Linked DNA regions of Mus musculus: regions 2, 3 and 4 are each linked to region 1. Evidence: chromatin loops called from intact Hi-C (ENCODE). Cell type or tissue: gastrocnemius. All regions are shown on one strand.

Region 1 (8,000 bases):
CAAGTTGGGGAGGAAAGGGTTTATTCAGCTTACACTTCCATATTGCTGTTCATCACCAAGGAAGTCAGGACTGGAACTCAAGCAGGTCAGGAAGCAGGAGCTGATGCAGAGGCCATGGAGTTCTTTACTGGCTTGCTCAGCCTGCTCTCTTATAGAACCAAGACTACCAGCCCAGAGATGGTCCCACCCACAAGGGGCCCTTCCCTTTGATCACTAATTGAGAAAGTGCCTTACAGCTGGATCTCATGGAGGCATTTCCTCAACTGAAGCTCCTTTCTCTGTGATAACCCCAGCTGTGTCAAGTTGACACAAAACTAGCCAGTACAAGCACTATGACCAAAAGCAGCTTGTGGAGAAAAAGGTTTATTTTACTTACAGTTTAAATCACAATCCATCACTGAGGAAAGCCAGCCCTTGAGTGCAGGAACCTGGGACAGGAGCTGATGCAGAGGCCATGCAGGGGTGCTACTTACTTTCTTGTTCCCCATGGCTTGCTCAGCCTGCTTTCTTTTCTTTTCTTTATTTTTCTTTTTTTTTTTTTTTAGATTTGTTTATTTATTGTATGTAAGCACACTGTAGCTGACTTCAGATGCACCAGAAGAGGGAGTCAGATCCCATTACGGATGGTTGTGAGCCACCATGTGGTTGCTAGGATTTGAACTCAGGACCTTCGGAAGAGCAGTCGGGTGCTCTTACCTGCTGAGCCATCTCACCAGCCCCAGCCTGCTTTCTTATATATCATTAGACCAACTTCCCAGGGATGGCGTCACCCACAATGGGCTGGGTTTTCTCCCATTCTCCATTCTGTCACTAGTTAAGAAAATATACTATAAACTTGCCCACAGGCCAGTCTGGAGCTGTGTTGGATTTTCTTAATTGAGCTTCCCTCTTCCAAAATGACTCTATACTATATCAAGTTGACTTAAAACGAGCCAGTGCTTCTGGTTAGATATAAAATTCTTTTTAGCTTCCCTGTGATTATTGGGATGCACCGCTATAACCAGCTAACTTTCACATTTTGATGGGGGGAAGTGGGGATCCTCGAACTGTTAGGATGAGTCTGAATAATCCCTTTTAAACATGATTTGGGAAGAAGAAAATTAAAAACAAATAAACATATTCAACTGAGCATGATAGAACATGGCTTTAATCCTAGCACTTGGGAGGAACAGGCAGGCAAATCTCAGTGAATTGTAAGCCAGCTTGGTCCACATAGTGAGAGACTGTCTCAAATGAACACATGAAAACACCCAAGAAACTAACACCAACACAAAACTATGGAGCTACTGAGTGTGGTGGTACATGCTTTTAATCCCTGCATTTTGGAGGCAGAGGCAAAGGCAGAGGAAAAGGAGATGGAGGCAGAGGAGGCAGAGGAGGCAGAGGAGGCAGAGGCTCAGTGAGTCGGAGGCCAGTCTGGTTGACATGGTGAGTTGCATGATAGTCAGGGCTACACAGACTTTTTTTTTTTTTTTTAAACTGTACAGCACCTCAAAAGTAAAAATTCCAGGTGTGTATTGAAACAAATACAAACTTGGTGATGTCTTTTTTCCAATTATAATTTCCTGCTTTAGGAGTATTACGTTTTTGCTGCTTCTGAACATTTCAACCTATCCTAGTAGTTTAGGAACTAATAAATGCCAAATAGCTAAAGGATACGGGAAGTCACAGTTTGTTTATTTATGAACAATTAGGATCATATTGAGCTCGAAAATACTGAAAAAAAAAACCCTCTGGGAGTTTTAGACTTTTTTTTTTAAATATAAGTCATATAAATACATTTTGTATATGATAAAAGAAAATATATTTCCCTGTGAGTGTACCATCAAACAATTCAAGGCTGCCATTTGTAGCATATTGTCTTATAAGAAATATAATCATGCTACTTCAAATTACTTGAAAGCAAGTGGGCACAGTGGCTGTGGAAATCCTTTTCTTCCTTCAAGACTTAACTTCCATCAGTTCTGCATTGACGGTCAGTGTGTAGTGTTGCATGTACATGCAGTAGCAGTGACCATGTATATTTGGCAGTAGTGATCATGTGAGTAGAAGTATCCAAAGCAATTTTCCTTTTTGAGATGGACGCTTACTAAGGAGTCCTGGCTATCCTTGAAATCCCTACACCCCTGACGATTCTAGATAAAATTAATAACTCTTCGCCTCCAGACCAAATAAATGCTTAATAAAACAAGAACTGAATGATAGTTTTATAGTCTGGCTTAAGAAAGTAATAGTCTAGTAAATGTATATTTACTAGAAAGCATTCTGCTTACTAGTCACATACTGAAGTAGGAAGAGGTAAAGATGGTTGTGTTAATGATATTTAAGAGCATTCTTGAAGTTTTATCTAATTAATTTGATAAGAGTAGGGAAGAGAATAAATAATGCCATTGATGGAAAAGATGGTACTCGATTTCATTATTGCAGAAACTAATATGCAAATGTCATTTCCCCCAATTTATCAATTTAATGCGTCTATACTGGGAATTTTCTGGTAACCCTTGGGGGACTTATGTAGGTAGATCAGAATACATATATTTTGAATCCACTGGTGATATGTATCTGTAAAACTAGCACCTGGGAAACAGTGACAGAGAATTTAAAGTTCAAGGCCAGCTTGATCAAAGAAAAACATAATAGAGTCTAGAAATATTGCATTGTTAAGTATATGGCCAATATTTTGAGATAATGCCATCATTTCAAAAATACCTAGTTACATAAAATTAAATTCTAGATGAATTGAAGAACTATTTAAAAAGATATATTAGAAGAAAACATAAGCAAAAAAACCTTTAAATATAGTCTTTGGCATGGAAGACTCATTGGTATAGCGGGAATATTAATAAACATATCTATTAGAGGTTGTAATTAACAAAGGTAAAATGGTAACCCTGGGCAGATTTTAACACATACCTTGACCTTACCTGTAGACTACTTTCTAAAGCAGTAAGATGCCCCGAAGTGCCTGCTCCTACCTTTTTGTTCTCGTTCATCCCCTTCCTCAACAGTTCCTTATTAAGCCTCTAGTAGGTATTGATCTTGTGCCATAGATAAACATTTTCACAGTCTGTGTCCTTCTAAGACTCCCAGATTTGGGCTGGAGAGTTGGCTCTGTGCTTAAGAGCTTCTTGTACTCTCACTTCATGCATTCAGTACACATACGAGTGGTTTGCCTTACAATCACTGGTTTCTTAGACTTAGTAAATAGCATAATAGTAAAATACCATGTGTGATATTACTCATTACAATATTCTGCTTCATTTATGAACATGATTCTGTATACCCCCATATTAAAATTAATATTTGATAATTATATTTTGTGTCAAGGTCTTATTATGGTTGGAGCTTGGGTTTTCTGTTGGTCATGGGATTGTTTCATTGCTGTGCTGTTCCACCTTCCATTTGATAGATGAGCGAGGACATCTGTTGGACGCACAGTAAATTGCATGCCATGTTTGCTTAGTGCTTTGGGCTTGGACACTTGGAGTTGTAATAAACTTTGCAAGTGATTGCTATACAGCAAACTTGGAGAAATAAATTATGAGTCTCAGTGTCTTGGTAAAGGATATTGAAGTTGGCTCTGGAATTTTTATTTATTTTTTTTGGGTTTTTTGAGACAGGGTTTCTCTGTATAGCCCTGGCTGTCCTGGAACTCACTCTGTAGACCAGGCTGGCCTTGAACTCAGAAATCTGCCTGCCTCTGCCTCCCAAGCGCTGGGATTAAAGGTGTGCGCCACCACTCCCGGCTGGCTCTGGAATTTTAAGAAACTCTTTATTCCTGTGTGTACAAAACATTGCAACTCAGTAATATATTTCAGACCTCTATTTCTCTCTTTAAAATGTTGACAGATGTTTGCCTTCTTTTTTTTTTTTTTTTTTTTTTTTTGGGTGGGCTTTTTTGTTTGGTTTTCTTTTTGGGTTGGGTGTATTGTCTTGTTTTGTTTTTGAGATGAGGTCTGGCTGTTTAGCTCAGGCTGGCCTAGGACTTTCTATGTAGACTAGGCTAGCCTTCAACTTATTGAGATCTACCTGCCTCTGCCTCCCTAGTGTAGGAATGAAAAGTTTTATCCAATTATACCAGGCTACACTTTTTTGTAATGAATTCCATTACATTCTATTTGGCTGTTTTGTTTGTTTGTTTGTTTTGTTTCCTATGACATTTTAATCTGAATCTTGTTAGTACAGCTTTTCATGTGTTAGGGTTTATGTGTTTGAGGTTAAAAGTACTAATATTTGTATAGATTCTAGCCTATGAATTCTGAATTTTGGCTAGTATATTAGAGAAGTATCTGAGTTTTCTTGACAGTGAGAAGTTATAAGAGTAAAAAAGCAAGAGATATATAGAGAAATAGATAGTGGACTAGGGATATATCTTAGATGATTTAATCTCAACACTGCATAAACCAGTGGGAAGCGTAGGCAGAAGGATCAGGAATTAAAAGGTCAGTTGCGTCTACATAGGGAATTCAATACCAGCCTGGTTTATATGAGATCCTGTCTCAAAGAGGAAAATAGCAGATAGTGAATAGAAGGAATTGGAATAAAAAAGAATTCCAGTATTAGTATGTTTGGCATTTTGTAGTGATTTTGGAAAGTGAGGACCATTAATTATGTTGTTTATTCAGATATTTTCTCCTGCTCTGTTTTTAGTATGTCATTTTCTTATTTCCATTTTGTCAAGAAGATAGTTTCCTCATTACAGTGTAGCTGCTACAGATGGCAAAGGGCTATAGAACCACACTGTTCATCATTGGATGAGAGAAGGTACCAAACAAGTAGTGAGGAGCCTTTTTATCCCCCCGCTTCATTTCCATCTCTTCTGTGAATGCAGTACTCTATTCTAGAACTTATATGGAGGATTGACTTTGTCAGGGGACTTCACAAACATTTGACCTAAGAGCAAGCAGGGCTCAAACTTAACATTTGAAAAAAGAGAAATTTCAGACTTTTTTTTTTAATTGAAATTTTTTTATTACTTTATTCCCTTTACATTCCAATATTAGCACCCCCTCCCAGTACCTCCTCAAACAGATCTTCTCCCCATCCCCCACCCCCTTCTTCTCTGAGAAGGGGGAGCGCCCCCTAGGTATCACCCCCCACCCCTCTTGGCACATCAAGTCATTGCAGGACTAGGTACATCCTCTCCCACTGAGGCCAGACAAGGCAGCCCAGTTAGAGGAACAAGACTCACAGGTAGGCAACAGATTCACCAACAGCACCTGCTCCAGTTGTTGGGGGTCCTGCATGAAGACCAAGATACATTTCTGCTACATATGTGCAGGGGGCTTAGGTCCAGTCCATGCTCTTTGGTTGGTGGTTCAGTCTCTGGGAGCCCCTAAGGGTCCAGATTAGTGGACTCACTTGGTCTTCCTGTGGAGTCCCTGTCCTCTCCAGGTCCCTCAAACCTTTCTTCAACTTTTCCACAGGACTCCTGGAGCTCCATTTAATCTTTGGCTATGGGTCTCTGCATTTCTTTCCATTGGCTGCTGGGTGGAGACTCTGAGAGGACATTTATGCTAGGCTCCTGTCTGCAAACACAACAGAGTATCATTAATAGTGTCAGGAATTGGTTCTTGCCCATGGGATGGGTCTCATTTGGTCCAGTGATTAGTTGGCCATTCCCTCTGTCTCTGCTCTACCTTTGTCCCTGCACAACTTGAAGGGAGGATATAGTTTGTGTCAAAGATTTTGTGGGTGGGTTGCTATCCTTATCCCTCCACTAGGAATCCTGCCTGACTAGGCTATTTCAGGGTTCATATCCCCTACTGCTAGGAGTCTCAGGTAGAGTGCCCCCTATAGATACCCTGGGGCCTTCCCTCTCTTCCCATCTCAGGTCTCTGGCACATCCTAGAGGTGCCCCCGCCCCGAAATTTCTCTCCTGCTCTCCTTATACTTGAACCCCCCTACTGCCCTCTCCTATCCAGTTCCTTATTTCCATTATTTATTTTGTTTACCCTTCTGAGAAAGATTCGGGCATCCTCCCTTTACCTCCTTGTTATTTGGCTTCTTTGGGTCTGTGGATTTTAGCCTGGTTATCCCATACTTTATGGCTAATATCCACTGATCAGTGAGTATATACAATGCATGTCCTTTTGTGACTGTCACTCCTGCATAATTCATGATGTCCTTGTTTTTAATAGCCAGGTATCCCATTGTGTATATGAACCATATTTTCTTTATCCATTCTTCAGTTGAGGGAAATCTAGGTTGTTTCCAGTTCTGGCTATTAGGAATAAAGCCGATATGAACATAGTTTGACAAAGAAGCCAAAACCTCACAATGGGAAAGGGAGAACATCTGCAACAAATGGTGCTGCTCTAACTGCATGTCTGCATGTAGAAGAATGCAAATAGATCCCCGCATAAAACTCAAGTCCAAGTGGATCGAAGATTTCAATGACAAACCAGATACACTAAATCTAATAAAACTGAAAGTGAGGAACTGCCTTGAACACATTGGTACAGAAGACAGCTTCCTGAACAGAACACCAATGGCTCAGACACTAAGATCAACAATTAATAAATGGGACCCCATGAAACTGAAAAGCTCTGTGAGTCAAAGTCATTAAGACAAAATGGCAGCCTGCAGATTAGGAAAGGACATCTACATCCACATCATTCACCCCTACATCTGACAGATGGCGACTATCCAAACTCTATAAAGAACTCAAGAATTTAGATACCAGCAACCAAACCAGCCCTACTGAAAATGGGGTACAGAGCTAAACAGAATTCTCAACAGAGGAATCTCTAATGGCTGAGAAGCACTCTAAGTGTCCTTATTCTTCAGGGAAATGCAAATCAAAACAACTCTGAGATTCCACTTTACACCCATCAGAATGGCTAAGATCAAAAACTCAAAGGACAGCACATGCTGGCGAAGATGTGGAGCACGGGGAATACTCCTCTATTGCTGGTGGGAGTGCAAACTTGTACAACCACCCTGGAAATAAATCTGGTGGTTTCTCAGAAAATTGGGAATAGTTATACCTCAAGACCCATCTATACCACTCCTAGGCATATACCCAAAAGATGCTCCACCATCCCACAAGGACACATGCTCCACTATGTTCATAGAAACTTCAGAACTTTTATGTGTTACTTTCAGTCATAAGTGTTTCTTTCAATAATGTTGATATGGTCAGCATATTTTTATGGCATTGGCCTTGCACATGCTAGGCCAAAGGCTGTAGTATGATTTAATAATAATATACTATTATTATTAGAGTTATTATTTTATGGTTATAGAGATTGAACCTAGGAAACAATGCATGCTAGGTAAGTCCTCTATCATTCAGATAAGTCCCCAGCCTCTTTACTTTTAAAATGAAAGAAACTACTGAAGAAAAGAAGCACAAATTGTTACTAATTTATTCTCAAACTTAAGGTTATCCATTTGGTAATTAGAGGAGATAACATATTTCTTATTTATATTAGAAACTATGTGATGTTATTAGGAAATTCAAATAGTATATCTACCCATATGTTTTTTAAAAATTAAAAATATATATACTTATTTTGAAGATAGGGTCTCACTGTATAGACAGGCAGGCTTTTCATTGAGATCCTCTTGTCTTGACTTCTGAGTGCTGAGATTAAAGGCATGACTTCTACCCATAATTCATTTATTTTTCTTTCTCTTTTCTTTTTCCCTCCCTCCTTGCCCTTTTCTTCCCTCTTCTCCCTCCCATCCTCTTCTTCCCTCTCCCCTCTTTTTTTCCTTTTCTTTTCCCATTTCTGTCCCTTCTCCTTTTCTTCTTTTCCCTTCTCCCTTGCCCCTCTCTTCCTTTCCTCTGGCCCTCTCCTTTCTCTGCTCCTTCCTCTCCCCTCCCCCTTTCTTTTTTCCTTCTTTCCTTCCCCCATTCTCTTCTTTCCCTTCCTTCTTTTTCCCTTTTCCTCCTCTCCCATCTCCGCCTACCTTTTCTCTTTCCTTCTTCCTTTTCCTTTCTCACTCCTGTCTCCCCCTTTCTCTTCCTTTCCCTGTCTTTCCCTTTCATGCCC
Region 2 (8,000 bases), 410 kb before region 1:
CCAGCAGAGGGGGTTGGTATCTCTACTGTGCGTCACAGTGTGAGTGGTTGGTTGTGTTGTCAGGGGTAAAACAAGAGCCTGGAGCCAGATAATGAAAATGATGTTCTTAGGACCAGGGGAGCCCCCAGGCTAAGATGAGCATTCTCCCAGAACAAGCTAAGATGAGAATTCTCCCAGCCAGAGATTGTGTTCCTTCTAGCCATAGCTGCTGGAGGCGAGGCCGAAAGCTGTAGAGGATGCTGGGAAATTGGCTAAAGGTCAGGAGTGAGTTGGGGCCAGCAAAATAAGCAAGTATGGATCCTTAAATGACAATTGGATATCCAGGGGGGTCTGGGTTCCTTGAGGTGAGGAAGGAGCGGGTTTTGAAAAGAAGTAATAGTCTCAGAGAAGAAGGAGAGGGCTGGGTTATAGAGCACCTGCTTAGCATGAGTGTGGCCTTACACTCAGTTCTAGGTATTAAACCCAGTACTAAAGAAAAGAATGTATATATACAATATATGCACAGGGGTAGGGTGTGTGTGTGTGTTATTTGCTACTCTTGCCATCATTGTGACAAAGTACCCAACTGAAGCAACTTAGGAGAAGATGATTTGGCTAGCGGGGTCATTGTTAGGGAAGGTGTCGCAGCATTCCTGCGGACAGGAGCTCCTGACATCAGAGGGAGAGACAGTCTGGAACTAAGACAGACTGAAGCTCATATCCCAGCACATGTTGTGCCTTTGCATCCACTCATACATTAGCATCCTTAGCCTAGTGTGGTTGCATATGCTGCTAACCCCACCCAACTGGGGAGCTGGAGGCAGGAAGACTGTCATAAGTTCAAGGCCAGCCTGGGCTACACAGCAAGACCCCCACTCCCCACCTCAATCCCACATCCCCCCTCCCCCAGAAAAGAAAGGAAAGAGAGAAATGGGAGGACTCAGGGGAGCAGTGGATTTGTTCAGCAGGTGGGTCAGGAAAGTGTTCCTGCAGGGCTGTTCGGGGATGCCAGGCTGTGGGAAGGGGAGGAGAAGGTGGCACTGGAGTTTCTCCCACATTTGCATGTGACTCCTTTTTCAAGAAGTTTGTTCCCAAGAGGAAAGAGAGAGGTCTCAACCTTAAGATATGCCCTAGAGGGGAAAGCGAGCCTCTAACTGCCAGAAGGGTGTCCACAGAAGGAAAAAGGAACGAGACCAGAGGCACCAGGGGCAATGCTACTTCCTGAGGCAGGTAGCAAGGTATAATAACTTCTGGGTTATTATAATAGGCAGGTCTCATTGCCCAAGGCCTCGCTTCTCCTCCTTACCAAACTCCTGTGTTCCGTGCCGTTGTCTCCATTTCTCAGAGGGGAAACCGGTTTGCAAGGTGGTTGATTTTTTTTTTTTTTTGATTATTTGCCCCCTTCTCTCTCCCCCTGTAAAGCATCAAAGGCCTAAAAACCAGACCTGCTTTGATTTCCCTCTGGAGGGAAGAAAAGGGAACATTGAAATACCGAGAGTTAAAGGTGGGGTAGGGAGAGTTTCAGAGAGCTCGTGTCAAATAACAGTCACAGGGAGCCACATCCCAGAAGACCCCGAAGCAGATGGGAGCGCAGTGTAGCAGTTACTGTCCCATATGCCCTTTGTGCTGGGGCTTTGTGCTTTGATGCAGACTTCCAAAATAGTTCTTAACCCTCCTGCTGTCTTTGCCACCTGAGGAAAGGGCTGCTTCCCTCTAGCTGCAGTCCAGTTTGAAGTAAAGGCCTCTTTGGAAAGAGACCCTGCCACTGCCAACTGCTCAGATGAAAGTGTTGCCTAGCCTGGGTGAGACCTTGGCTTTGACCCCCAGCACTGGGTGGCACCCACACCTGTAATCCCGGTTTCCAGGAGGGCGAGGCAGAAGAAAATCTTGAGTTTGAGGCCAGCCTGAGTTACGTCACAGGATGATTTCCCATACACGACAAACAAGAGCAGGAAAAAAGTCGGAAAAAAGCGGATTCTCCAGTTCCTGTCTCTGCTGATACTGTAAATGCAATTGGTGTGTGCTGGAAACTGTTCTGCATGCTACAAATGCAAATGCATCTCGTGTGTGAGTGTGTGTGTGTGTGTGTGTGTGTGTGTGTGTGTGTGTGTGTAATTAGAGAGGATGAGTGAGTATATATAAATACACAGATTTATAAAATTATTGTCTTCTCTTAGAGAGAGCATCTTTGATAGGCAACTCTCTGACTCACACAGCTGGGACTGCAACCCAAGCAGGCTGGCTCCACTATACCTGGCTTGCTGGAGGGAAGCAACCAGAGAAAGGAAGGCAGGGTCTGACAAACATGTGGAAGGGTGGGTCCCTCAGGGGCCCAGTTGCTCTTGGGTGCCTGTTGCCTGGGTACCGTTGTGTGCCTCCTTTTGCTGGCTCACACTGCCCTCTCCCCTCCAGGATTCTCCAAGCAGGCCTGGAAGTGGAGCGGCTCTCCCTCAGGAACTTCTTCCATCACTTCCATTCCAAGCGAGGCATGTGGAACCGTCGCCAAATGAAGATGCCGTGACGCCGGGTGGGCCAGCCGCTTAGAGCTCCTTGACTTGCGGTTGACCTCAGTGCCCTGCTTGCTGCTGAGGAGGGACTCTGAGGACCTGAAGCCTCAGCACTAATTGCCCTCTCCACCGGGAACTGTCCCTTCATGCAGGGATAGGCGAGCGCCAAGGCTCCTCTGCTGCTCACCAAGTTGACAGATGGACAGATGCTGGGCAGTGAGGTCAGGAAGACAACACCTGCTTGCTTAGAATACCATCTTGTCCACTAAGGTGCATTCCCACAGCCCAGTGCTCCTCACAGGGAGTGGTGACTGTGAACCAGAAACTTCAATGGGACAGATTTTATTTGGGGTGGGAGGGGGAATGTGGGTAATTTTTTAACAGAGAATGAAGACTTCTGTCTAGACCCAGCACCGTCTGGGGTCAAGCTGTACGTTGCAGACCTCAGACCCACCCTGAGGTGCTGGTCCCATGCAGAGTACTTCCAGCTCCAGGCCCAGCCCGTGCCTTCTAAACCCACACATCTCTCCTGGTGGCTACTGAACAGCTGGCCTTAACCCAATCGGGCCAGTAACCCAAGTCGGACAGACAGAGAGTTCTCTAGACTGGAAGCCCAACACTGGTGGCATCTTCCTACTGCAGTGGGGTGTCGGGTGGGAATGGGTGGGCAGAGGGCCCATTCTCCCAAGTGTCTGACATACGGGCTGGTGTAAAACCAGCAAGATCAAGCAAGAAGAAGAAATGCCCCTTCTCCTTTGACTCTCCTGCCAGGTAAGACCCGGAGAGAATAGGAAGGCATCACCAAAGGTGACATGAATAGCCTTTCAGTTACTTAAGAGAGACTTGGGGACGGACTCAAGCAACATAGAAAGGCAGGAAGGGAAGGAAATGTGTATACTGCAAGCCTAGTGCCCTTGTGGCCTTGCCCTCCTGCAGAGAGAGCCCAGCCTCCCAGCCCTAAAGAAATAAGGAGGTGAAACCGGGCCCTCAGATAAAGGGCAGGGCAAGGTATGGGACAGACAAGAACAGGGGCAGGAAAAGCTGGAAAATGGCTAAGTTCTGAGAAGAAGCAGCCTGCAACCCCTTCTGTCCACCTGATGGCGCGTACTTAGCTGTACTAATAATCCCGGTCCTCTCTGGCTGGAGACGCTCTGCTGCAGCTGCTTCACCAGTGGTGCATTGAATGCTGGGCATTAATTAAGCTCAGTCTGTGAAGGGGGATGGTGAGGGTCAGGGCACCATCTTTCTGCTGTGAGAAATGGCTGGTGGGTATGCAGCAGGGCCACTTTGCAGAGCGTGACCACTATGCTGTGAATCAAGAGGGCCGCATCTGGAGTTGCAGGACCCACGTGGTGGGCTCTGAGTGCCAGGAGCAGAGCTTGGCACATCCAAGGTGGGGCCCTCTGGGAACCCACCGGGCCTTTCTTTGAAGCTATCCGAAGGGCAGGGCCGTCTGTTTCTGGGCTGCAGCTTTTTCTCCTGCCTGCTCAGGCCCTCTGCCCTTTAGAAAAGGTGCACAGGAAGCAGGCTAAGGCTGCAGCAGAACAGCTGGAGCGCCGGGCTTCTCTCTGAAACCAGAAACTTTGGGCCCTGTGCTCGAAGGCCAGAGCCGGTGGCTGCAGCCCTCCTGTTCTGTCCTAAGGACTAGAATCCCCCTGGGCCTCCCCACCCTGCTTGCCTCCTCCCTCCCAGGTCTAGTGCCTTGTGTCTGACATCTGTTACCTCCTTACCATCTGCCTTAAGAGAGAGGAAAGTGCCGTGGGTGGGGAGAGGGAGGAGGGCATTAAAGTCAGCATCTTAGAAAACAAGCGGCTGTTTCCTTCTTGCCCAATCAAGGTAGGAAAGGGTTGGGTGGAAGAGCCAGGGGTGTTCCTAAGCCATTCATGTCCCTCAGCTGTCTGCTCAAGGACACGCTAAGGACCATCCATCCCCTCCCTTCTGACTTGACTCCTGGTTCAGTGCTTGCCAGCAGAAGGGACATTTTCTGTGCTGTGCTTGGGAAGGGCACAGCAGTGTCCCGAGTCTATTAGTCTCAGCAGCCCAGGTTGTGGTCTCAACTAGAAAGTCCCCCACCCCCGTCCTAGTGAGGAAGACAAGCTAGAACCGTGCAGCTGTAATCCCAGCACTTGGGATGCTAACACAGAAACGTCAGGAGAGCATGTCAGCCTAGGCTAATAGATAAACATAAGAAAATCTTTTCTGTGTGAGTTGAAGATGCCCTACTAAGGCTTCGCAAGTGTGAGTTGGCCTCCCTAGTTATGTTTGACCTAGGCAAAAATTTTTCAAGAATTTATGTATATGGGTGTTTTGCCTGCGTGTCTGTGTGCCACCTGTGTGCCTAGTGCCCAGAGAGGCCAGAAGAGGGCATTAGATTCCCTGGAACTGGCGTTACAGGTGTTTGTAGGTCACCAGGTGGGTGCTGGGATTTGAACCCAGAACTTCTGGCAGAGCAGCCGGTGCTCTTAACTACTCGGCTGTCTCTCTACTTCTCCCCCCACCTCCCCTTTTTTCTTAAATGCTTTTAGCCATGTTTAGTGGTGCATGCCTTTCATCTCAGCACTCCAGAGGCAGAGGCAGGTGAAACTGTGGGTTTGGGGTTTGAATCTAGCTTGGTCTACATAGTGAGTTCCAGGCCAACCAGAATTACATGGTGTGACCCTGTCTCAAAAAAAGAAAAAGAAAAATGTAATCATTTAGAATGTATGTGGTGTATGTATGCCACAGTGCAGGGTGGTGTCAGAGGGCAGCTTTCAGTGATCCGTTCTCCTCCCTTCACATCATATGGGGTTCCTCCGGCTTGGCAGCAAGGGCTTTTGCTCACTAACCTTCCCACCAGTGAAAATCTGTATTTTTGTTGTTGTTAAGATGTATGTGTTTCAGAGCTGGAGAGATGGCTCAGTGGCTGAGATCAACAACTCTCCCAGGGAGCCCAGGCTCAATTCTCAGCACCCACCTGGTGACTCACAATTGTCTGTAACTCCAGTTCCAGGAGACCTGACACCTTCACACAGACATTCATGCAAGCAAAACACCAATGAACATAAGATGAAAATAAATTATTTTTAAAAAGATTAATGTGTTTCATGTACATTAATGCTCTGTCTGCATGTAACATATGCATGCCAGAAGAGGGCATTGGGTCCCATTATAGATGGTTGTGAACCACCATGTGGTTGCTGGGAGTTTAGCTCAGGACCTCTGGAAGAGCAGTCAGTGCTCTTAACTGCTGAGTCATCTCTCCGGCCCCAAACATTTGTATTATTAGAACACACCTAAGAGACACCAGACATCATTAGTGTGAAAAGTGGAGTATGTTTATAGTAGATTCTTTAAAAGGCTATGTGTGCATTCGTCAATCCAGAACTCAGTGACCTCTGTCACCATACAGACGACAATAAGCCTTTTTGAGGACGAAGATGATGAGGTATCCACGCACCAGCCTGATTTAGAACCCATTGGACTGAAGACAGCAAGACTAACTCGGTGAATTTTCAGATATCTTTATAGATAGATTCCATTTTGCAGAAAGGGAACATTGAGGCCTGGAGCACAGGAAAAGAAGGCAGTGCAGAGTGTGCAGGCTGTGCAGGAGCTGCCTTAACAGACCGAGTTACTGCTGCTGGAAGCAGCTCGGGCCTCCAGACCAAAGTGCAATTACGTCACCCAGGAAAGAGGCCCACTTTAATTCTGGTGCTGTGGACAAGAGGCAGGGGTTTCTTCGTAGCCCTTGAAGCTCTCCTGGAGGCTGTGGGAAATGCTAGTTATCCTGACAAGTCAGGGACAAAGGCTGAAGTGGCTCTAGACCCAGCTCCTGCAGGGAAAACAGACAAAAGGTAATGCAGGGGCGGGGCCAGATGAGGCTCCTCCTGGGCTGGATTTACACCCAGTCCGCATGCTGATGTAAGTAAAGAATGGAGTCATTCAGGCGCCCTGAAGTGCAGTTTCCAGGCTGCTCCTAGGGGGAGCATTATGGATGCTGTTGTTGGCTCATCTGCCATAGTAGGGGACCAAGCAATGCCTGACTACTGTGCTGTTAGGCAGCATCAAGTAGACACCACAGCCCCATCTTTTTCTTGCCAACAGGCCACAACAGACACTAACCACACAGGCCCTCCGTTCCATCCCAAGCTGGGGGTGGGGTCTGCCTAAAAACCAGCTGGGTGTGGCACACCTGTCATCTTTAGTTACACAGGAAGCTTAGGTCTAGCATGGGTTACAAGAAACACTGCCTGAAAGCAAACAGCAAAAGAAATGAAGGATAGTCACCCCTTCAGAGCAAAGGTCTCAGGGGCAGGTTTCACTAAGTCCCCCTCATGCTATGTGTACTGACTGTGGGAGGCTTGTCCCTATAACCCAGCCCTTATGGTGCACAGAGTGAGGAAGGCCGACTCCTGTATCCCTCATGATTTATTTGCCGTGGCAGGCCCATCCCTTCACACCAGAGCTTGTGGATGTACGGTGGGAAGCTCATGCCTGTAACACATCGCTCATGGTGCATGTCCTGTGTGAGGCCCGTGCTTTAAGCCAGCACTCTCTGAATACCCTGGTTGGAGCCTGAAACCAGCTTGCCAGCCCTCATGGTGTGTGTACTTGAGAGTTGGGGGAGGCATGCTTATAAACAAGCACCAACTGTGAAGATTCTGTTGGAGGCTGACATTTGTATACCAACAGTCAGTGTGCGTGTATAGGCTCGAACCTATAACCTAGCATTCAAGGTGCAGATACATCCATGACTCATGCATGCAATACAGCATCCATGGTACATGCATTGTGGGAGATTTACACATGTATCCCATCCCCCATGGTGTGTGTACTTTGGGAGGCCTGTCAGCTCTTCAAGGACTCCCTTGCCTATGGGACTATAGACCTTCCCCCTTGGTGTGTGTGTGGTGGTGGGAGGACGGAAAGAGAGCCCTCGTACTCTGACCTCCAGAGACCGAGAAAGTCATTGATGAGCCCTTGGATCTGAGGTCCTCTGGGCCTCTGCCTCATTCACCTGGGACCTAGGTAGTCATCAAATAGGATTGCTGGAGGTCCTGGCAGCCATGGAGGCTGCATGGTGTGCTCCGAAAGCAGTGATAAAAATGTTGATGACCACGGTTATGAAGACCAAGATGGTGGCAGCATTGTTGAGCTTATTTAAATGCCTCTGGTTCTCTACCTCATTCAGGTTCAGGATGGCTGTGGAGACAAGGAGATCAGGGTGAGTGGTGGTGGATGGTGGGTGGGTAAGGGTCAATCTAACAGGGCCAAAGCCTGGAGCTTCCCTCTCCCCACCCATGAATTTGGAGACAACCTGGCTTTGGAGACCGATCAGGAAGAAATGAAGTCACTGGACTGAAGTGTGTTTGAGTCTTCTAGCACATGAAACATCTACTGGATGATTCATAGAATGGACATTGGGATGCAAAAACGTCTACGAGGGAAGGTGTACTTCCAATACAATGGACACAAGAAATTGTCACTAGCTAGTAGGGTCAGTCATTTATCAGCTGCCGAGAAGTGCCCACCCAT
Region 3 (8,000 bases), 55 kb before region 1:
GCCGAGACAGTGTTTTTCTCTATAGCTCTGGCTGGCCTATAATTAATTCTGACTAATGTAATGAGCAACTTCTCAAGTTCTTTTGGCTATCTGGATATCTTTGAAGAAATAGTGATTCATATTCTTTTCTCATTTTACAATGTGGATTGTCTTTGTACTATTGAGTTCTAGATATGGAAGAGATCTGACTTACAGATTGTTTTCTCAAGTCCATGCTCCCCTTTCACACGTCTTTAGGTACTTCTCAGCCTCTTTTTATTTTATTTGCAGACTACATAGTGCAGGGTGATTTCATGCTCACATTTTGGCCATCAGAGTGCTGGAGCTATAAATATGAGCCATTATATTCAGGCTTTTCAACTTCTTTGTTAGGGTCTCTATTAGTTGGTTAGTGCTGCCATACCACAGACTGAAGATGGCATCTTTGAGGATTACAATTTCAAAAACTTAATTCAATCCATATAACTCTGTTCTCCAGGCCATCGGATTTATGTCCGCCTCAACTTAAAAATGCATTCTATTTATTCCAAGAGACCATTTACATCCACATGAACTCTAAATTCAAAATCTTATCTAACTAAATACAGGTTAAATGGGGTGTGGTGTCACAAGTCTGTAGTGCCAGCATGTAGGAGGTTGAGGGTTTATAGGGTATCATTTGAGCCTGGTTCAAGACCAGTCTAGGTAATACAGTGAGGTTCCCATGGGGGGCACCTAATAAACATTTCCCCAAATTAAAAACAAACAAAACAAAGCGAGGTTAAATTTATTTATTTATTTATTTGAGGGGGGGGTAGGTTCAAGACAGGGTTTCTCTGTATAGCCCTGGCTGTCCTGGAACTCACTTTGTAGACCAGGCTGGCCTCGAACTCAGAAATCTCCCTGTCTCTGCCTCCCAAGTGCTGGGATTAAAGGTGTGTGCCACCACCACCCGGCTGAGGTTAAATATTCTTAATAAAAAATGTGGAATGTTTCAAAAGCTGAAAAATCCTGACCACCAGTATGGTACACCAGTGGAAATTTTCACATTATAAACTCCTGCTTTATGAACAAACTAAAACTACTGCATGAGCCAGGTGGTAGCAGTGCATGCCTTTAATCCTAGCACTTGGGAGGCAGAGTCAGACTGATCTCTGGGTTCAGGGCTAGCCCAGTCTACAACAGTGAGTTCCAGGATAGCCAGGTCTACACAGAGAAACCCTGTCTTGAAAAACCAAATCCAAATCAAACCAACAACCAAAAAAACTTGCATTAAGTGCCTTTCAGGATATATTTGCTGATAAAGATATACATGAAATAAATTAACTTTGTGTTTTGAATTGGGTTCTGTCCTCGATACCTCCTTAAGTGTATCCTTTTATCTTCTCCCACCCCCAAATTGAAAAACAGAATGGTCCCAGCATTTCAGATAAAAGACATTCTGTCTTTATATTATCTAAACTATATATGAGTGATACTGGAGATGGGTCATCCTGAGGCAAAATCCTCTCTAGCTAAGAAGCAGACCAGTTACACACTTCCAGGATACAAAGCTGGGACATACACAGGACAGATATTTTCATCCCAAAAGAGAGAAACTGGAGAAGAGGAAGGGGACCAGGTGCCAAGCACATACAAATCCCCCGGGGAGTGCCAGGTGTAGTGTCACTTGCTTGCAATCTCATCATTAGGGAGACTGGACCAGCTACTGTTGTGAATTCCAGGACATCCTGGACCATGCATCGAACAGATAAACAAAACCCCCAACAGAGACACATACACCTATAGCAAGGCAAGCGCCTCTTTACTTATTATACAGAGAAGTATCTGGAAAAACAGCCCATAAAGAATGGCTTGAATGGGTGAGTACCTAGATATCTAAGAAATGAAATCTCAATTTCTCAATTTCTCTCTCTCTCTCTCTCTCTCTCTCTCTCTCTCTCTCTCTCTCTCTCTCTCTCTGTGTGTGTGTGTAAGGAACCAGAGTATGACATCAGGTGTCTTCCTCTATTGCCCTCTGCCTTGTTGCCTTGAGACAGGGTCTTTCACTGCATCAGAAGCTCATCTTTTGGGATCAATCTGTCCTCCTTCTGCAGTGCTGGTGTTACAGATACTTGAAGCCATGCCTGGGTTTTATGTGGGTGCTGGGGATTCAAACTTAGGTTCTCCTGCTTGTAGAGCAAATGCTCGTATCCACTAAGTCATCTTCCCAGCCCCAGAAACGAAATCTTTGAAGATTCTTTTCTGGCTGCTGAATAGTCCCGTTTAGCTGCACACTCTCTAACAATTGGCTGTCATATGTTAGATGTACTGAAGGGGAATCAGTTTAGTGTGCCCAAGGAGCTGTAATGACCCAAGTGCATTTTGGAAGGGAACAATTAGAGAATCTGGAAAGGACAAAATATAGTTTGGTGGATGAACGTGAATACTACAGGATGGGGGAAGATGTTAATGGGATTAGGAAGAGTGTAAGCCGGTTAATTATGATGGTGGGAGGTTAGGGATGAGTAAACCGGTGAGTCTTAGCTCCTCTCATCTCAAAGGCATTTCAAATTAGCTTAATAAGCGCTGTGAGTATGGGGATGAGTGTAATTCACACCACCCTTGGATTTTCGGCTTAGAGATAGCTTATCTACATTTTTAAGATTAGTAACTATGTGTTGCCCCCACCTCCGTATTTTTTTTTTTTTTTTTTTTTTGGCTTGCTCTTGACAAAAGGCAAAGGTTGAAATTCAGCAGCAGAAAACTGGGCTGTCTAAAATAAGGTAGCAGCTGCTTTGTAGTTCGCCTTGCTTGGTGTGAGGGCTAAATAAAAAAGGTAACGCGGTGAAGCATTTGGCACAGTACACTGCATGTGGACATCAGGTTCCGCCCACACTCTTCCTCCCTGGAATGATCCTTGCAAAAAAAGCCACCTACTGAGGCGAGGGTCTTTTGCCATGACCGCTTGGACAGCCCAGATGACTCAAGAGTATTATTGCCTTCCACAGCCTCACAGCGCAAAAGCCAAGGGTGAGAGAAGCTAACTTCTCTTGGACAAAGGGTGTCCAGGCAGCCGTGGCTCTAATGACAAGCCCTGAGCTATTTATTTCCTAAGGTGGCGGCCGTCCCAGGGTTCGGGTAACGGGCTTGCCAAGGAAGGGGCGGGGCGACTCCAGGTTTGGGAAAGGCCACTCCACTCCTGGGGCTTCCAGCAGTCCACGTCCTACGGCAAGCAGGAGGAGACAAACGCCGCCCCTCCTCGTCCGCACCTTCCTCGCTCAATATCGCGGCCCGGGCTCCCGGTGGACGCTCGGCCGTGGGTGTGGGTGTGGGTGTGTGTGTGAGGGGCGGCGCTACGTGTGGCGCAACCCTGCCTCGGCACCCAGTTACCTTCGCGGCCTCGGAGCGCCGCACTTGTCGATCCTGGCGCGCGGTCCCGTGGAGCGGCGTAGCGGGGCGCTTCCCAGTGGGACGAGGGAAAGCCCAGCGGCCCGGGAGAGCGGGAGGCGGGGCGAGGGCGCCGCGCGGGCGACAGGGGGTGGGGCTAGGTGTGCGCGGGGGGCGGGGCGTGGTGACGTCGCGGGCGCCGGTCGTGCTGTGGCGGTGGCGGCGGCGGCGGCGGCTGTGGTAGTGTCGGCGGCAGGCTGTCCGGGAAGCAGTAGCAGCAACCGCAGCAGCAGCGGCGGCCCTGAGGAGAGTAAGGCGGCCGCGTCGGCAGCGGCTCGCTCGTCAGGCGGAACCTCGATCTGCCCAGAGGTCGCAGGCGCCGAGGCATTTGTCGTTTCCTACCCGGCTCGGCGCTCCCGGCCCTGGCTGGGCAGGGCAGAGCGCCCCTGGGGAGGGGCGGAGCTGTAGGTGAGGCTTGGGGACCCCTCCCCCTCCTTTTTGGGCCGGGGGTGGGGAGGAGGATGGGGAGGTCGGGAGGGCGGACCCCGCCCCAGCGCACCCGAGCCCACCGGCGGCCGCGCCCTGCGGAGCTCCCGGATTGGGCGGGAGCGAAGGCGCTGGCGGTAAGGATCGCTGCTGGAGGTGGGAGGTGGGGGGCTTCTGGCCCACCGAGAGCCGAGGGTGGGAGGCATGATGTGGGGCTATTGGGGAGCCCTGGAGTTGGGGTGCGGCCAAGGTGGATCGGATGTAAAATGTTTAAGATGATCTTATTATTTTGAACCTGGTTAGATAGAAGAGGAAAGGTTGTATTTCAGATGGAAAATGAGGCATGGATGTCGCCTTGGAGGTAGCTGGAGGGGCTACTGCAGCAGATCTCACATTGCCACTCTAGGGTTTTGGTTCTTTTCTTGGTCAGATGAGTAGAATTCGCTGAGGGAAGAGAATCCCTTTGCGTTGACTTGGGGTTGGTAAATTGGGAGCGCGAGTGAGTGAGGTTTTTACACACAAGAAGGAAGATGTTGGTGTTTAGACAACTTCATTCTATAGCAACCAACCATGAAGGAGTGAGTCTCATTACTCTTAGCCCCTCAAAAGTGCTATCAGCCTTTTCTTTTCCTTGCCCCCCTCAACCCCCTCTCCTGTGCTTGATCTCTTTGTACCATTTTTCATTTTTGAGTTGACCCGTTAAGAAAAGGCCCTGGACTCAGAGTAATAGTTGCAGGTGGTTGTGGCTGATTGCTTTGAGCGAACTGTGAACAGTTCTGTTGGAGATGACTGTATGAAATTGCTTAAGCGTTTAAAGTGCAACTGTCTCTTACATCTTGTTTTTCAATAGACCTTGATACATTTTGCGTTTATTTAATCATTATGTGTGTGTGCCTGGCATACACACGATAGATTACTCCCTCCCTCTTTGAGGTCAAAGGTCAAAGCTTTTGGGACTTGGTTCTCCCACTGTGGATGGCTGGGATCAAACTTTGGTTATTAGACTTGTGACATAAGCACTTTTTTCTGTTGAGTTATCTGGATGTCCCTATTTTTCCGATTCTTCTTCTGTCTCAGCCTTCCAAGTGTGAGATTAGACATGATCTGGCTTTCTTGAAGATCGATTTTATTTTTTTATTTTCAGGTGTACTTACTGTTGTCTCCCCCCCCCCCCCTTTTTCTTTGGTTTTGTTGTTTTCCGAGACCTGATTTCTCAGTGTAGCCCTGGCTATCTTAGAACTCGCTCTGCCCACCAGGCTGGCCTGCTTCTGTCTCCCAAGTGCTAGAGTTAATGGCATGTGCCACCACACCTGGCTTTATTTCAGTCTTTACTAAATATTAAAAAATGAAATAGAAATTGTTCTTTACGTAAGTACCTCCATTTCTAAGGAATATTGTCAGAGTCAAGGGATTTTACAATGTTCTGGTACCCTGTGGGAACATGTATCGTACGTTGTTGGGAGACATTACTAAGGCGAACAGTGTCCATCAGCATTTTACTCTTTACCACAATAAACCTAAGTCTTTTTTGGATTCTTGTTTTCTATTAGATTATTGTAGTCACGTGCCTTATCATTTATGACAAAATATTTCTTGTTAAGAAAATAGGCCATTTGATGGATATATATTGTAATATAATGAGAGGCACAGCACTCAGTAGTTCACTTATAAAAGAAGAGAAACTGCTATAAAATCAAATTTAAACAGCAACTTTCCTAACACTTACCTAATTTACTTGGGGAAGTGTCCAGGGGAGTGCTTTTCTGTAACTCAAGAGAGAAACACATAGGTTAGGTTCAGTAGTTCTCCAACTGACTGTTTTTCATGCTAACTTCATGAACAGACTTTCATCTACCAGAAAAAATAACTACCTGTAGAGAGATTGGTAGGAAACGGAGGCAAAGATAGTTAATTGATAAAGTGTATAGATCAATTTATAGTCTGATGATCTGACTTCCACTTTTGGGCTCCTCAGGCACCTGCACTCATTCACGTCATTCACACTCTCCATCCTTCCTATAACTGAGCATAAAATAAATCTTAAATGTCTTGTAGCAAATGTGGTGGCTCACACCTGTAATTCCAGCTTAGGAGGCTGAGATTGCCTTGAGTTTGAAGCTAGCCTGGGCTACAAAGTGAGTTCCAGCTCTTACTGAGCTACAGTGTAGAATTGTCTTTTTGTTTGTTTTTTTAAATTAAGGTGATTTGCCTCTTATTCCCTGTGCTATACTTGTTGAGTCCACTGAAGTTTTTCTTCATTGCTAAAGTCATAGAGTACTATGTCAGTCTTGTAATTCAGCTTCAAACTAGAAATTTAAAAGTGAAGGTTCTCAGAGAAACAGCCGTTTTATGCTGTTTACACTTTGTAGGAAGGAGGATGGGAGTTGTTGAATGCATTTTTGTATAAGGTATCAGAAACACTGATGGAGAAAGCAGGGAACACAGTGCTATAGGGAATCAAATAAGTCATCGGCTATTTTGAGAGCGATGGGCCATGATTATGTGGAGTATAATTGAATTGTATGGTGCTTGAGGTTCTCCGTGTTTTGGAGTGTGAGTGTCCAGTCCTGGCCTTGCCATTGTGTAGTGTAAGGCATATTGCTGCTTAAGCTTAGGTTGTTTTCCTTTTCAAGACAAGGTGTCTCTGAATAGCACTGGCTGTCCTGGAACTAGCTCTGTAGATTAGGTTGGCTTTGAACTCAGATCCTCCTGCCTTTGCCTCCCAAGTGCTGGGACTAAAGTATGTGCCACCGTGCCTGGCCTTAACCTTAACTTCTTTTTAAAAAAAAAGATACATTTTTATATATGCATATATGTGAGTTTATGTATAGCACATGTATGCAGAGGGCCAGAGGGCATCAGCTCTCTTAGAGCTAAGATATAACATAAACTGTTATAAATTGCCTGATGTGGGTGCTGGGGCAGAACCCATGACTCTTGAAAGAGAATAAATGCTCTTAGCTGTTGAGCCATCTCTCCAGCCCTAATTTCTGAACTCTAACCTCTGCCTAAAGTCTTCTGAAGAATTAGAATAATAGTAATAGTATTTAACCTCTTAGGATGGCTAAACGAGTTAATGTAGTTGAGACTGTTTTGACATATAATTAGCTTGGTAACACCTTTTGAACTTTATTCCTTAAGCATTATTTACTCATTCAGTTCAGATATATATTTTGAAGGCTGGGCGATGTTTCAGTAGGTATAGGCAGTTGTTGCCAGGCTGAACACTTGAGTTCAGGCCGCAGGACCGACATGATAGGAGAGAACTGATTCCTACAAGTTTTCGTCTGGCCTTCACATGTTCACCATACACACATGCACCAGTGCACATACAAATAGAAAATAAATAATGTAATTATTTAAAAAAACACACATATAAAACATTGAGCATGTACTATGTGCCAGGTGTTTTAGGTGCTAAAACTCTAGTAGGGGACAAGGCAGAAAAAAAAGTTGAAATCACAGAGGCTGGAGAGATGGCTCAGTGGTTAAGAACACGGACTGCTTTTCCTGAGATCAATTCCCAGCAACCACATGGTGGCTCACAGCCATCTGTAATGGGGTCCAATGCACCCTCCTGGTGTGTCTGAAGGCAGCTACAGTGTACTTGTATAAATAAAAATAAATAAATTTAAAAAAAAGCAGCACAGTAGTCAGGAGATTGTGTGATGTTTCTGATGTGAATGGCTCAGACCGTGATAGGGAAAAGACATGGTGAGAGGTGGTTGGATTTTGAGTCTATATTGAGGGTAGATAAGCTGTAGTAATTGAATTTGGGATGCAAGCATCTTAAAGAATAAGTGAGTTTTTTTTTTGTTTTTTTGTTTTTGTTTTGTTTTGTTTTGTTTTGTTTGAATAACCAGAACAAAGGTGGAGACAGCACTTGAAGCATGTTTTGGGGGAATTCTGGAAGTTGAGGGGAGATATGCAGGAAAATTAAGCTGTTTCTTCTCATATTTAAAATTGTGGCATGCTGAGAACATCAGGGAGTGAGTTTAGATAGAGAAGAGATCCAAGCTTCTGAGCTCGGAGACACATTGTTTTATGTTTCATCCTGTCCTGAAGTAAGAATGGTTCTAGGTGCTCCTTAGGTATTGGGGATGCAATAGCTAACTGGCAAACACCTCTATCTTTATGGCCCTTACCTTATCAAAACCTGCAAGATA
Region 4 (8,000 bases), 130 kb before region 1:
ACCACACCGCAGAAAGCCTGTTAATCCTACTTTATAGTCAGAAACTACAATAAAAAGCTAACTGTAGGGTGACGCTCACATGTACGGTAAAGCTCATTTTTAGAATACAGTATTGAGGAATATAGACTAAAATGAATGGTGTTTAGTTTTAAAGGCCCTCACAACATCAAGAGCATGAGACTAGAGAAGTGTCACCTCTGGCATGAGCTCTCTGACAAGCAGTGCTCACCCTGCCTTGGCTTCTCATCTGGCATCGACAGCTCTGCTCACTTGTGGATATTTTTATTGTTTCGATCATCTGGCCTGTCATCTAGCAGGATGCTAGTCCTCGTGCATGCCACATGCCTGCTTTCTGGGTTTCCTCACTGTTGTAACTGCCCATCTCACAGCCTGTGCTTCCTTCCCACTGCACCTTTGTCCCACACTTGCTATTCAAGGAAGGCTGTTTCCTGTGCTTTTATACTTTCCCACTTGGTTTCCTATACTGTAGGTGAATTACTCTACCTTTACACTGTATAGTAACAATCCTCTGCAGTTTTAGCAGGCACCATGTGACTGCAACAATTCATGTCTTGCCACAGCAACCAAAGAAGCATGTGAGCATCCTTATTCTGCACCTTTACCCAAGTTAGCTTTCCTCTAGCACAGACATGCTTTTAGCTAGAGACATTCCCTTTGTGGTAAAATAGATACACCCTTTGGTACCAACAGTGGATTGCAGTAGGGTTGCTTCAGGTGTGCTGCTGTGCTCTGGTGTGCTGCTTTGGCATTTAAAAGCAGGAAAACGCATGCATTTAGTCCCAGAGTTCCTTGAGTATGGTAGGACCTTCTGGCTCACAACATTAGTAACCTTTATTTACTGTGTAGTAAATGTAAAGTCTACTAATTAAGTGGGGGATAAAAACCAAAAATAAGACCATGACTCTTCTTTCCCTCTTCCCTAAAACTTGCCTCTACGAATAACCTTCAGTGTGCCCTCCAGCTGAACCGAAATCAGGCAGGACACAGACTCCTCCTTTCTTTTTCATCAAACCATAGAAATAGAAATCCTTCATCATAACCTCTATGCCTTCTCTCCCCTCTGCACCCCTGCCTCAGCTGCATTTTCCTGTTGCTTCAACCCAGGAGTGCTTCTTCTGTTGGGAAGAATGGGGAGAAGGGATGAGAATCCTTGACCAGTTAAAACCCAAGTCCTCAAGAAGTCATAACTTCATGGAGCTGAGAATTTCAGGCATTTCTGCTGCTGCCAAAACTCAGTTCTTTATTCATGGGACATAGAGAGGAGTTGAAGCCTCGACTCCTTCCAAATTTATATTTTCAAATTTATGTTTATGGTTTCAGGTGAAAACTTTTAAACAAAGCATGTAGCATCTCCTTATTTCTATTTGTTTGAAGAGCATCTAAAGAACGAATGCCACAGCATACATGCTGTCTGGAAACCCCATCTTTTCCACAGAAGCCCTGATCTCTGCCTTTGTACTATATAACTTGCCCAGTGCACAGTACTTCTTTGGCCCTGCTCTCTTCAAAGTTCCATAGCAGCCAGCCCCGTGGACCATATCACTCCCTCATCAGTATGTTGCTGGGAATAGAATACTGGCAGACAGTCCCAGTGTTAGAAAATGCCCTTCCCTTCATGCCTGCCATCACTCCATGTTGTTTAGCCTTATCTACAAGCTGTGGAAGAGAAACCATTTTCACTACCTGTTGTGCAAAAGCAAATGGATAAGTAATACTTCAAAATCTTCCTCTCCTGCATGGCTTCCCAAATATTCTCCCCATTCCGTGGCTTGCCAATCATTACCCTATGACATTTTCCCCTTTCCCCAAAGTTATATCCCAGAACCCTACTTTAATGCTAATATTGTGTTACTTATAATTCTAGGGACCAGCAGCACAAATACCGTTGGAGGAACAGTGAGTAGCCAGGCTGCCCAGGCTCAGCCTCCTGCTATGACTTCCAGTAGGAAGGGCACATTCACAGATGACCTGCACAAGTTAGTAGACAACTGGGCCCGAGATGCCATGAATCTTTCAGGCAGGAGAGGCAGCAAAGGACACATGAATTATGAGGTGAGTCTTCCCTTTTCCTAACCTGCCAGACTATACACAGACATGTCATGGACAGCCAAGGCTGGTATGCCATCCTTACCACTACCATCTTCAGTAGCCTGTGGATTCTATTATTGAGAAAACAAGGCAGCAATCATTTTGGTACCCTTTTTCTTCAACATCCTGCACTACCTGCATGTGCACATAAAACACATCTCAGATCCTACTTTTCACTCCTCCTTGTTAAGGGTAAAGCCAATAAATATGGGCGGCTTCGTTATATTTTGATAATGCTAAGATTAGAACATCTCAGCTCTACAACAGCATTATAGTATCACCCATTTTTCATCAAATTCTCATTGCTACTTTCTTGTTTTTAGGGCCCTGGAATGGCAAGGAAGTTCTCTGCTCCTGGGCAGCTGTGTGTTCCCATGACCTCAAACCTGGGTGGCTCTACCCCCATCTCTGCAGCATCTGCTACCTCTCTAGGTCACTTCACCAAATCCATGTGTCCCCCACAGCAGTATGGTTTTCCACCTGCCCCATTTGGCACTCAGTGGAGTGGAACAGGTGGTCCAGCACCGCAGCCACTTGGCCAGTTCCAACCTGTAGGAACAGCATCCTTGCAAAATTTCAACATCAGCAATTTGCAGAAGTCCATCAGCAACCCCCCAGGTTCCAATCTACGGACCACCTAGTCAGCAGCAAGGATGTTAACTGAGTAGATTTGGGGGCAGGAAATGGAATGCTGGGGGGGTGGGGGGGTGGGGAAGTAGCCTATATACTAACTACTAGTGCTGCATTTAACTGGTTATTTCTTGCCAGAAGGGAATGTTTTTAATACCATTTTGAGCCCTCAGAATGGAGAACCACCCTCCTTCTCCGTTTGTTGGAGTTAAAAAAGAAGGAATGAACAGCTTTCTGGTGGAGGGGCTGCTTGAGACTGCTTTTCTGTTTTTGTACCCCTCAGTAAGGCCTAGAACTAGAAGAGAACCTTGTTACCAGAAAGCCCCAAGAGCTCAATGTAAGCCAAACCCGATCTGTATCTGTAAGTGGGCAGAGCTCTTTAATTTTGACATGTGTCCCAAATTCCTTATTCCCTCAACAATGCACACCTTAAGACAAAGGTTCTCTCCCACTCTGATCCCTACCCCCACTTTTTCCCCCCCTTTTACAACCTAGTGAAAAATACCAGGGGACTGGGGTTGCAACCCTTTCTTACATAGGTCATTAATGCTTTAAGCAAAAGATATTAGCAGCTTTGACTGCAGCATTAGCAATTAGGGAAAACAATAACGTTCCCTGCGGACATGTAACTTTGCCATCAGTTTTGATGTGGAAACACTGTGATATATAAATGTTGTTGGACAACATTAGTTTTAAGAGAAAAATTTGAAAGGTTTAAAAGGTTCACACACACACAAAAGCTAGCTCTGTCCTTTACTTATTAAGACACTTTAACTTTTTCCTTTGTATTTCCATTGTATTAGATAAATAAATGTGAATGTAAAATTGTATAAATTACTGTACTTGAATACTTCTGTTCTCCCAGTATTGCTTGCTGGATATTTTAGTGCCTTGGACTTCTATTGCTTCTGCTGTTAGCATCAACTTACCAGACCCCAGGTCACCAAAGGGTATGTGGAAAGAAATCTTAGGTCCACATGACCCCAGCAGTGGATATGCCAAAGGGAAAATGAAAGTGTTTTTGGTTTTGGTTTGGTTTATTATTTTGTTTTGTTTTGTTTTGTTTTCTCAGTCGTTTCAATTTTGCCTAGAGCAGGTGTAAGGTGAGCACAGTGAAGTTGGCATCAGTGGTTGAAAACAAAGTTCTGTTTCAGAAAGAATGAGGAGGGTTGTGAGCTGTGTGTGAAAGATAAGGACTGAAGATGTGGGGACAAGCTTGTTTGAAGTGATGCTTGGCCAGTGAACAAACGAGATCTAGAAGAGATTAAACAAAAAGAGGGGAGTGGGCTAGATTTTAAGTTGGGAAGGATGACAGTGCCAAGTCACAGATGGAAAATGTTGCTCTAAGGAAACCTGCTCGGTTGCCCCCACCTCTTGTTGCACAAGTACCACCACACTTTCTCTGCTTTAAGTACTGTATTGTGGGAATTCAACCCACTTCTAACTTTCTAAGCATTGTAGGAAAAAGTGCTTATTTCCTTTCCTAGCTGTCCAAATGGTTGCACAGTCAGAATCTATTGTGCTGCCTGTACTTCTATATTAGAGCTAATACTCTCACATTTTCATACCCATATCCCCAAATAACAGCAACCAACCAGTATTATCTGATTTTCTGGCAATAGGGACCTAATTGGCTGTTTGGGATCTGAATATTCTGGAAAAGTGGAAAAAGTAGAACTCATTTCTTGGGTGCTTCCTCCTTCACCTTGAGTTGGGAACTGACACATTTCCAACTTTATGACACATCCCAGGAGTTGCCACACTAGCAAGGCTTCTTCCTGTAAGAGTCTTGTTCTTTTTAAGTTGGTCGAGGCCCAAAGATACAAGTGAGAGCTGAAAGTTTCAGGAGAGGGAAGTGTAATGAGCAGGGCTTTTGTTTCAGGTCGTGCTACCAAAGTGTTGACTCATTTATTCCTTTTGGGAGCGGTAAGAGGTACTGTGGGAGTGAAGCAGGTTACAGGATGACTGAGTGCTTCATACCAGCAGTAGAGGGAGCCAAATGCAGCATGTGGTGTTTGGTTTAGTCATTCTGAGTGAGGTCTGTTCCCCCTTCACAGAGGTTTACTTACTGTTGGTTTCCCCCTCCTGTGGATGAAATAACTGAAGCCTAGAGAAACGAGCTAGTGCTACTGAACTGTTTAAATTATTTTTGTGTTAATAGTACACTTTGAGTATCTTTCCACATTTAAAAAGAACTTTCCGAATTATAAATGTTTTCCTTACGTTATTTAACAATGTACACTGTTTAAAACTGAATTCAAACCTTGGGGTTTCTCAGCAGCCGTTACCTGTACATTTGCACTAACTCCGGGGGCTGCGCTTCTGTAAGATTGCGCTTTGTGCTTCAGTTTGTTACCTTTGTAGACTTATTTAATGAAACCATTCAAATAAACCAAACTTGCTTTTGTTGAACTGTGGGTTGTTCTTTCTGACAAACAAAAAACCCTTTTGTCCTCACTGGCCCTACCATTTATAACTAAAATCGTGCTGTTAAGGGTGAAAGTGGCACTTCTCCAAGGAGTCTGTTGCTAGTCCTCAGGAAAAGGCAAAGCAACAGCTGTTAGATGGCAGGGAAATTATTGCAAACTGCTGTCAGTCAACAGCGTCTGACATAGGTCTCAGTTTCTCACCAACAGATCTTGTCCCTGCTTCAAGACTAGGCACAGGGGCTAGAGGCACTTCTTTCTCACCAAGCCTGTGCCTGGTCCCAGGGACTCACCAATTCCCTCATAGCATAACCCTAAATTCAGCTTAAGTAGAATTGGAAGTTCATTGTTCCTTTGAAAAGAATCATGAAACTTTGGGTGTGGTATAGTTAAAGAACAGTTACTTCCTTAAAACACCTATTCCTAGGGAGACAGCTAAGTAGTTTCTCATCCAAATATCCTGAGTTCAATTCCCAGAAACCATATGGATCATGATTCCACCCTTCTTCTTTTGTTTTGTTTTTTCGAAACAGGGTTTCTCTGTGTAGCCAATTCCACCCTTCTTTAAGTGAGAAATTATGGCTTCCCAACAACCCATGGCTTTTCACTCAAAGGCTCTTCAGCCAGAGAAAACAATTCTTTAAAATGGTGCACTATTCATGTAGTATGATAAGAATCTTACCCTAACTATGCCTTTGCCAAGTACAGCCATGCAAGAAGCCTAAACTACCAGTAATCTCAATTGTAAGTTACACCAATTCTGCCAGTGTCAGTGTTCAAACATTACTTGATGGCTCAAAAAAACACTAACAGCAGAACTAATAGGAGCCAGGTGTGATGGTGCACACCTTTAATCCCAGCACTCAGGAGGGAGAGGACAGGTTCAAGGCAGCTTGGTCTAAAAAGCAAGTTCCAGGACTACATGAAAAAAAATCATCTCCAAAGGAAAAAACCTACTAAAAAGAATGCCAACTAATCCAGTGCCTTAAGCACCCCGTTTTAAGTGTTGGCACATCTCTGGATAAAGGGAGACTCCTCCATGGATCCGCATGTGATCCTGAACCGACAACATGACCTTGTTCATAGCAATGCTTAGTGGAAAACATTAAAAACCTGAAGCCAAAGGAAAGATGAGGTCACACATAATTTAATGTAGGTAACAGTCATGCTGGGGCTTGGTGGGCAACATCGTTAAATGAAAGGCAGCCTGCAAGGTCCTAGAATCAGCTTAGGAGTGAGTAATACTGAACAAAGTTTATCTGTTGGCCTCCTTCCCATCATGGGGTATGACAACCTTTTTAAGTAGTTAGCTTCCTCTATAGTCCTCTAAAGAGTTCAGCATGAGCCAAGGTGGAACAATTTTGTGACCAAACTGCAGTTTTCCAAAGTCCTTTTGTGACGGTCTAGTGACATCTTGAGTCTCAGGATGGATCTAGTTTCCTTTTCTTCAGGTCCTGGCTCTTCCTATGAGGTTCAGAGTCTTCTGTAGAAGATAATGGTTTAAATACAGCAGCCTTGACTTTAAACAGTAGCCCCCCCCCCACCACAACATTTTTATAGCAGACGTGCAGCTTGGTCTTCATGTGGGTCCCCTAACAACTAGAATAGGGCCTGTCTCACGGTTGCCTGCTATTGCATCCTCTTCCCCTAACTGGACTGCCTGATTAGGACTCCTAATTTGCCTAGTCCTGCTAGAAGTCCCAGGAAGAGGTGGTACCCAAGGGAGGCTTCCCTTAGGCTCTGAGAAGGAGAGGGACTGGGGGGCGGGGGGCTGTGATTGGGATGTAGTCATTTCTGGACTGTATTGGCCAACAACCCTCATTTAGACAACACACAATGAGTGACCATTGTGGTGTCATTCTCATTATGACATATCTACCTTGAGGAAGAAGTGATCTAAATGCAATCAGGACAAGTAGTGTGTCCAACATTTTGACATTATAAAACACTATCATCAAAGTTTGCAGCTCAAGAGCCATGCAATCAAGTTACAAAAATAATTAAGTTTGTAACTTTGTCAATGCAAACACTCATAACTTTCCCAAGTCTCATGTTGGACACACCACATTCTAGATCTAAACAGATCTAGCCATGATGTCCAGAGTCCAAAGCTCAAACCACTATCTTTTTTTTTTTTCCATTTTTTATTAGGTATTTAACTCATTTACATTTCCAATGCTATACCAAAAGTCCCCCATATCCACCCACCCCCACTCCCCTGCCCACCCACTCCCCCTTTTTGGCCCTGGTGTTCCCCTGTATCAAACCACTATCTTTACCTGAACTGCTCAGGTAAAGGACTCTGCCCAGCTTTTTTTTTTTTTTTTTTTTTTTTTTTTCTCCTTTTGAGACAGGATCTTAATATGTATGTATTCCTTACTGGCCCGATTGAACACAAGGCCTTACAACATACTAGGTAAGTGTTATACCATTGGTTGGACTAAATACCCAGCCCACAGACTTCATCTTTTATGAGGCATATCTATACCTCATAGAGCTCAGGCTGGCCTCTTCCACAGACAAAATACCAAAGGAAGTACACTTGGTTCTCTCTGGAGAGGTGCACTAATCCTGAGGGCCAGGATTGCAGGCATGTGCTACTGAGTCCTGTTTATCATCCCCCCACCCTTTCTTTTTAGTTTTTGTGCTGGGGTTTAGCCTGCATGTGTGTCTATATGCTGCTTGCATGCCCAGAGTCCAGAAAAGGTGTATCCAGTCTCCTTGGAACTGGTGGTGTAGACAGTTGTGTATGTGAAGCAATACATGAGTACTAGGAATTAAGTCCAGGTTCTCTACAAGAGCAGTGTGTGTACTGTTAACTGCTAAGCCATCTCT

Evidence for each region. A loop is a pair of places that touch in the nucleus more often than their neighbours do. Peaks named below come from ENCODE experiments on the same cell type or tissue, not always from the same donor. Only the 100,000 strongest peaks of a DNase experiment are listed, where the experiment ranks them.
Region 2: a loop joins it to region 1, with 5 times the contacts of the local background. A loop is called at or near these places in 24 of 42 quality-filtered maps.
Region 3: it touches region 1 in a loop (5-fold over the local background); 8 of 42 quality-filtered maps call a loop at or near these places.
Region 4: a loop joins it to region 1, with 5 times the contacts of the local background. A loop is called at or near these places in 22 of 42 quality-filtered maps.

Annotation. Positions count from the first base shown.
Region 1 is chr6:119,788,194-119,796,193 of GRCm38, reverse strand. All of the region lies in intron 4 of Erc1 (ELKS/RAB6-interacting/CAST family member 1), which reads left to right. Among named protein-coding and RNA genes, the nearest start is that of Erc1, 56 kb to the left of the region's middle. In gastrocnemius, a CTCF peak has its summit at 3,425; a DNase peak (open chromatin) is centred at 3,425.
Region 2 is chr6:120,198,310-120,206,309 of GRCm38, reverse strand. It overlaps Ninj2 (ninjurin 2), which reads right to left. Exons shown (of 4, transcript NM_016718.2): 3 at 7,483-7,667; 4 at 5,972-6,297. The coding sequence ends at 7,501. B4galnt3 (beta-1,4-N-acetyl-galactosaminyl transferase 3) reads left to right here. Exons shown (of 20, transcript NM_198884.2): 20 at 2,392-5,557. The coding sequence ends at 2,500. Among named protein-coding and RNA genes, the nearest start is that of Gm25327, 59 kb to the right of the region's middle. In gastrocnemius, no CTCF peak of the experiment used is centred here; a DNase peak (open chromatin) is centred at 3,776.
Region 3 is chr6:119,843,693-119,851,692 of GRCm38, reverse strand. Erc1 (ELKS/RAB6-interacting/CAST family member 1) reads left to right here and starts at 3,543. Exons shown (of 21, transcript NM_053204.2): 1 at 3,543-3,816. It overlaps 3110021A11Rik (RIKEN cDNA 3110021A11 gene), which reads right to left and starts at 3,500. Exons shown (of 1, transcript NR_030776.1): 1 at 2,664-3,500. In gastrocnemius, no CTCF peak of the experiment used is centred here; DNase peaks (open chromatin) are centred at 1,636, 3,170, 3,503 and 3,847; H3K4me3 peaks cover 2,810 bases; H3K27ac peaks cover 2,705 bases.
Region 4 is chr6:119,921,120-119,929,119 of GRCm38, reverse strand. It overlaps Rad52 (RAD52 homolog, DNA repair protein), which reads right to left. Exons shown (of 12, transcript NM_001166381.1): 12 at 6,297-6,648. The coding sequence ends at 6,587. Wnk1 (WNK lysine deficient protein kinase 1) reads left to right here. Exons shown (of 28, transcript NM_001199084.1): 27 at 1,886-2,073; 28 at 2,433-5,151. The coding sequence ends at 2,750. Among named protein-coding and RNA genes, the nearest start is that of Rad52, 22 kb to the right of the region's middle. In gastrocnemius, a CTCF peak has its summit at 4,721 (motif pointing right); DNase peaks (open chromatin) are centred at 2,609 and 4,715; H3K27ac peaks cover 692 bases.